Linked DNA regions of Mus musculus: region 1 is linked to region 2. A link is a contact called in ENCODE POLR2A ChIA-PET data. All regions are on one chromosome and are shown on one strand. The core of a region is the stretch at or near the end of the contact, and the rest is flanking DNA. Distances in the headings are between cores, read along the strand shown. Region 1 holds the start of Rnf185 (ring finger protein 185). Region 2 holds the start of Smtn (smoothelin).

Region 1 (3,236 bases), core at 212-2,711, 86 kb after region 2:
TATGTATGAATGTTTTGTCTAGAAGCATATATACTCACATGTTCATGCAGCACCCAGGGAGGCCAGAAAAGGGTATCAGATCCCATGAAACTGGAGTTAGGTAAGGTTGTGAATCACTATGTGTGTGGTTCCTTGGAATCAAACCTGGGTCCTCTGGTTCCCCGTCTTCACAGCTGAACCATCTCTCCAGCCCGTTTTCACCTCCCTCCCTTCCTTCCTCTCTTCTCTCCCTCTCTCTCCCTCCCTTCCTCCTACTCTCTGTTTTTTGTTTTTGTTTTTTTGAGCTGGGTTTCTCTGTGTAGCCCTGGCTGTCCTGAACTTGCTTTGAAGATCAGGCTGTCCTGGAACTCACAAAGATCTGCCTGCCTCTGCCTCCCAAGTGCTGGGATCAAAGGTGTGCACCGCCAATACCACCTGTCCTTTTCCATTTCTTGATAAGTTGTCTAATTTTATTCCATGCCTAGTTTAAAAGGTGTGACCTTTTCTCCATCTTCTGGCAGCTGTTAGAGTTTTCAACTAGCCTTGATTGCTTTTTTCAAACTCTAATAAAGTTGTCCTGAGCTTCCTTTGAGTCTCTTCTAAATTCTTGTATTAATGATACTAAGAACCCCCCAAAGAATCTTACTTTTTCCAGGAACAGAAGGAGGAGGAGTATTCTGACCGATCCCTCAGGTCCCCCACAGGTGGAGCTAGAGATTGATAAGGTCAAGGACTCTGGGGAGAGGATGCAGGCTCACCTGCCATCTGGCGTTTGGGCTTTCACACTGGCAAGCAGAAGCTGAAAGCCATCCAGTACAGGATACAAGGCCGGTGTGCCAGCCCTACCTCAGCTTACACACAGGAATGCTACTGCTACTGCTTGTCCGAGGCAGGACGGAAGTCCCTTCTTGTTCTACAGAATGAGGTGTGCCGGCTCTCCACCCCCCACTCCCCCCACCCCTGCAACAGCACAGCTATGCAGCTTTGTAGGAGCTGCACAGCAAAATCACTCACCTGCACTGAGCACTGTTGCACTGGACTCACATGTTTTTATATATGGAAAGCTAAAACACCAATTTTTCTAGTTATTTTTAAATATAATAAATGCACTTGCTACTGTAAAAAAAAAACAATCCCTCATTGGTTACAAGTTCATCTAATTAGTTTTAAAATAAATTACCATGTATTTATTAAGTGTCTCTGTATACATGTGAAGGTCTGATGACAACTTGCCAGACTCCTTTCCTTCCACCGCTGGGTTTCTGGGGACTGAACTAGAGTTGACAGGCTTGGCAGCAAACATCTTTACCTCTGAACCATCTCATGGGCTCCAATTAGTTATACTCTTATTACCTTTATTATTTTGATACTGAAATTTCACAGATTTGGCTAGTAGAGTCTTCAAGAGAGCTCCTGGGTCGTTTTGCACATTCTCATCCATCACCACTGTTAGCATTCCTTCTAGGCTCCGCCCCACAGTTACCTGGCAACAGCGAGGTATGCCCGGCTTACTATAAAAGGGGCTGTTCGCCCCCTCCTCTCCCTTACTCTTTGCCCCCTTCCCCCTCCGCCCTCTCTCTTCACGCGTTCCTGGCCGGCCTCTCTCCCTTCTCCTCATTCTCTACTCCCTTTCCTACTCCACTTCCCATGCCTCCTCCTCCTGTTCTTCTTCTTTATAAAACAGAACAACCACTGACCTTACTTTCTTGTACAAGGCATTCCAAACTGGTATTTCTAGAACTGGCTTTTTCATCCGCCCATTATTTTTGCGACACGGTCCCATGTATCCCAAGCCTGCTTCGAAAACGACATTGAAGTTCTGACCCATCACCCGAATGAATGCTATGATTAGCTGGCGGGTACGCACATATTTATTCCCACGTCTTCACGCGGGCGAGGCGAGCTCGCCCATCCACCGAGCTGCCTTCCCTCCTCTTCCAGCGCTAGGAAACCCTACGGAAAGACCAGACGCCCTCCCCTTCCTGTCCCGGGGCGGAACTTACCAGCCGGGCGCCTGGGCCGGAGAGCAGCGCTGCACACCAGCCTTTTCCGGCTGGAACCGGAAGTTGTTCTACTAGAGGCGGCTCCGCGTCAGGTGACCAAGTTCCCGGTAGGAGGGGTCGGAGGTTCAATCTTTCTGACTGACGCGTCTCTAAGACTGGCTCGGCTACTCCGGGACGGGGGAACGGACAGCTGGCGTCGCTGGCGCTCGCTCTACCGCGGCGGCAGGTAGGTGACGAGCTGGGACGGCGGGCCCGGGAGGCATGGGACCCCCTTCCCAGGCTCAGGGATCTGAAGCCAAGGGCCAGGAGTCATCCAGTCTGGCTCTGTCCAGGTCCCAGAAGGAAGGTCAGACTGGCATCCGTGGGTACAGATTGGGCAAACTAAGGCCCCAGAAAAGGGAAAGAAGGGTGCGCACAAGCTCCCCTTCCAGACGGGGCTCGTCCTGACTCCCGTAGCCTCGGGGGCGGGACCGCCTCTCTCGTGGGTGGCGATTTGGTGGAGTGGAAAGATGAGGAATGCGGTGAACAGATTTGGGGTGAAGCGTAGGAGACCTGGACTTGAGTTCGCTGCCTGCAGCTCACTGTGCGTTCGAGGCCAAGTCTTTGACCTCCCTGAACCTAGTTCCCACAGCTGTACAACCGGGCACAGCTGTCTCAAAAGCGTGGGCCTCCACAGCACCTGCTCCGAAACCCTCCGGGATGCCGGCTCTCCAGCCCTGGGCTTTTCCCACAGCTTGTTTCGAATCTGGGTCTGGATCCTAGGAAACCTTATTTTGAACGTTCTCCTCTGGAGTCCTACTCGTGTTTGAAGCCTGCTCATCCGAAGTGCGGTCCCGCTGTGAATGCGGTACTCGATTCGAGGCAGCTGGAGCCGGCTCGATTCTATGAAACTTCTAGCTTAGGAAAGAACGCCGGAGGAGAATAACTAACTATCTTTAAAAGCTGGCGCGGGGTGGGGGTGGGGGTTGGGTGGGGGAGTTATGGCAAAGAGGCCTCCTGCTTGATCTTTGTAGCTGAAAGAGGTACAGCTACGATTAATAGGTAGGTTCTAGGGGGAAGACACATGTGTACTTACTATTAAGAATTTAACGGAAGAATTATCAGAGGTGACGACTGATGGGGATTGACTGTCTCCTTGGGAAAGGAAGTATACAGGAGGCGGCCCTTTCCAATTTAAAAGGCTCGTATTAGTATTTATTGTGACTCTTACCTCTCCACTGATAACTCTGTCTTCAGAGTGTATGTGATACTTCT
Region 2 (3,057 bases), core at 171-2,670:
CCAGGGCCTGACAAGCGGTAGGGTGAGGGCGCACAGCGCTAAATAGACAATCCCGGAAACAGGCACCCACCTCGGCCATTCATTGATCTCAGCCAGCGCGAGCAGGCGGTTCACTGGAGCAATCGGCTTCCCACTCAGGTAGGGAAGACTAGGAAACCTCCACAGCCGGCGTCTTCGTCGGTTTGGCGCATTTCTTCTGCCTCCCCCGCAAGGGGCTTCCTTCTCTAGGTCTTATTTTCCAATATATAAGGTGAGAGGACCACCTCTTGGGGCTGTGGGAGGAAACAAAAAGACTTTAAATGGACACAGGTCCTCTCTTTGGGTGTGTAAAGGTTGGTCTTGGAGAAATCTGAGTTGGAGCTCTCTGAGAGACTACAGGAGCCAGCTCAGCCCTACCTCAGTTCCACATTATAGTGTTAGCAGAGATTAGAATCCCTGCTAGGTGGGATGAACCTCGACTCCATTACCCATAGGCTTTTGTCTCATCTGTATAAGGGAACAGTCAAATCTCATTAAGTTGTTATGGATATTATAATCTGATACACAACACACAACACACACACACACACACACAAGAAATACGTTGGTGCTTTTATGGTTTTTATTTGATTTACAGTTTTTATTTATCAAGCTGGACTCCAGACTTTATCTGCCCAGGCTCCACCCTACTTTTTTCTTAGGCAAGACCAGTAGGGCGGCTCCACAGCCTCCAGGATGACAGGGAAGCTTTCCCTCCAGGGTCTGAGCTCTTGGGTCTCCTGGTTGACTCTTTGTATTGTCTCCTTGGGATCTTCAGTTTCCCCCATTTGTTGAGTTGCGAGGTTCATACTCCCTATTTAGAACTTCGGGGGTCTCAGAGGCAGACTTTAAAGAATTTGGGAGAGCATGCTACATATATGAGCAAGGAAGGTACGATATGATTGATCCTGCTCCATCTCAGATGTCCTGGGCGACTCAATAATTGTCAAAATGCTGCTGGTCACCCAGTCTCCTTACCCTGAGGTGGCACAGACCAGGTGTCCCGAAAGCGCCCTTTGAGCGTTGAGTTGACTGGGCAGTCTGTGTACTAAGGCGCCTAGTGGGTGGAGTCCGGAGAAAGGATGTGGTCTCAAGAACAAAAAGGAGGGCAGGGAGGGGCTGTCAGGACCGCTCAGGGCTTACAGGATCCCAAGATACTTATTTGCCCGGTTTGTGGCACATTCCGGACTTTGGCTTAGAGCCTGTATCCTGGTGAAGCCCACCCGAGGATGTCTAGGACCTCGCAACAGCAGTCCCCAAAACTACAATACCCAACATGCCTGTACAGTGAGGGGCTGGAGTCTTTTGGGGGCGGGTCCTAAAAAATTGAATTTTCCCAATGGGACCAGAGCAGGGGCGTGTCTCAACAGAGAATTGGCTGGGACAGCTTGGCAGGGCGGAGCCAGCCATCTGGCTGGCGCCGCGGGACAGGCGTCTGCAGCAGAGTCCAGGGTACGTTGCTGAACCGGCCTGGGCTCCTGGGCTGCGGCTCCTCCCGTCGGTCTGCCGGTCTCTACTGCATCTACCGGGTCCCGACCAAACTAACACGAAACTGCGCCGGAACGGCGGGCCGGACTGAGAGGTGGGTATGAGGATCTCGGGTCTACTCTAGGAGTCCGGATGAGTCCGGGGAAGGGGGTGTGAAACCTGGATGTCTGGACAGGGATTCTGAAACTCCCAGGTCCGGGAACCCTAGCCAAATCACGAGAACTCCAAAGACACATGGTTGAAGTTCTGAGACCCTGGGGAAAGAGTCTTGAAGAGACTCTATGGACTTGGAAGAGGCTTCTCGATCCCCAGAGACACTAATCTATAGGGAGCTGATACCTCGAGGAATCTTTCCCAGATCCTGACCCATCTCTCGCAGGGCCTTAACAATCCCCAGGACTGAAAACTCTGTAGCATGAAGCCATGAGAATGGTGGCAAGCAGTGGCAGGAATTTCTGAGCAGACAGTCCCGAGTATCACCTAGGTTTGGAACTAACAACACCCTTACCCAACATGAAGAAGCATAGCATGTCCACAATACTTAAGATTGGGCACTGGGGAGGGGTAGTTACCCCAGACAGAGTATCTAGACTAGGAGGTAAAGACTCTAGCAGTGCCTTCCAACTCCAACTAGTGCGCACTGGGACTCCCCCAGACCCATTCACCGGATGGGGTGACTCACACCAAGTGACTGTTGTAGAGAGGGAGTGGATGATTTCGGGATGAATCAATGGAGGTGGGGGGTCCAGAGGCCATTTCAGTCACCACATTAGCAAAACATCCAGGTGTGCTAGACCATGGAACCACAAATTCCAGAGACACTGGGGACTCCAGGAAGGAGTGATTTGGGCTAGAGACTGGCACCAGATTTAGGAATCCATTTTGACGGTCAGTGGTTGAACAAGAAACAAACAGCCTGGAGTCTTGGGCAGCATCTTGGAAGGGGACTTCAGAAGGCAGAAGTCACCAAGATTTGTGTTAGGTTCTTTCTGCCCTTTGAGTCTGAGTTTTTCTGACCCCCTGTGATGAATCTTTGACCATCTCCCATCCTCTCAGTTTGCCTGAAGTCCAGAGGTTGGGTGGGTCAGCTTCCCAAGGCCCTTCCAGTTGGAAAGTGAACTGTGAGTGAATTCTGAGTGTGTGAATGGACAGGGAGAGAGGGACACCTGGCTCCCCAAGGTCAGGTCTGCTGACATCAGGGAGGAAAGGAGTCAAAACTGAAGGCTGGCTCCAAGAACTGCCAGACACAGGTAGCTCCCATACCTGTGGGAATGACAGTCTTAGTAAGAATTGGATATGGGCTCAGCCCACAGCCAGACGCCCAGCTTGTGGAGGTGGGTGGAGGGGCAGGCTCGGTGGCCCCTAGAGGTGAGTGGGTATGGCAGGTAACTAGAGACTGGCGTGTACCCCCTGGTGGTAAGCATGGCTTGGTGGGCCTTGCTGAGTCCTCTTCTCCATCTAGGTACAGGCCCTTCTTGTGTGGGGCTTAGTCAGGATGTCAACTTAGACCACAGGGCAGACTGGCAGCCAAGCTGGTAAGGCTGAAACAGA

What was found. ChIA-PET counts read pairs that join two places held with the same protein, here RNA polymerase II (POLR2A).
Region 1: POLR2A ChIA-PET joins it to region 2 with 15 read pairs in embryonic stem cell. The contact joins the promoter of Rnf185 here to the promoter of Smtn in region 2. POLR2A ChIA-PET finds 5 or more read pairs at or near these places in 2 of 5 experiments (Patski and embryonic stem cell).

The regions. Positions count from the first base shown.
Region 1 is chr11:3,451,181-3,454,416 of GRCm38, reverse strand. Rnf185 (ring finger protein 185) reads left to right here and starts at 1,461. Exons shown (of 7, transcript NM_001290472.1): 1 at 1,461-2,208. 8430429K09Rik (RIKEN cDNA 8430429K09 gene) reads right to left here and starts at 1,980. Exons shown (of 4, transcript NR_028317.1): 1 at 1,677-1,980.
Region 2 is chr11:3,537,655-3,540,711 of GRCm38, reverse strand. Smtn (smoothelin) reads left to right here and starts at 1,420. Exons shown (of 20, transcript NM_001284427.1): 1 at 1,420-1,600. It overlaps Gm11946 (a long non-coding RNA gene), which reads right to left. Exons shown (of 6, transcript XR_001780145.2): 3 at 997-3,057; 4 at 71-272.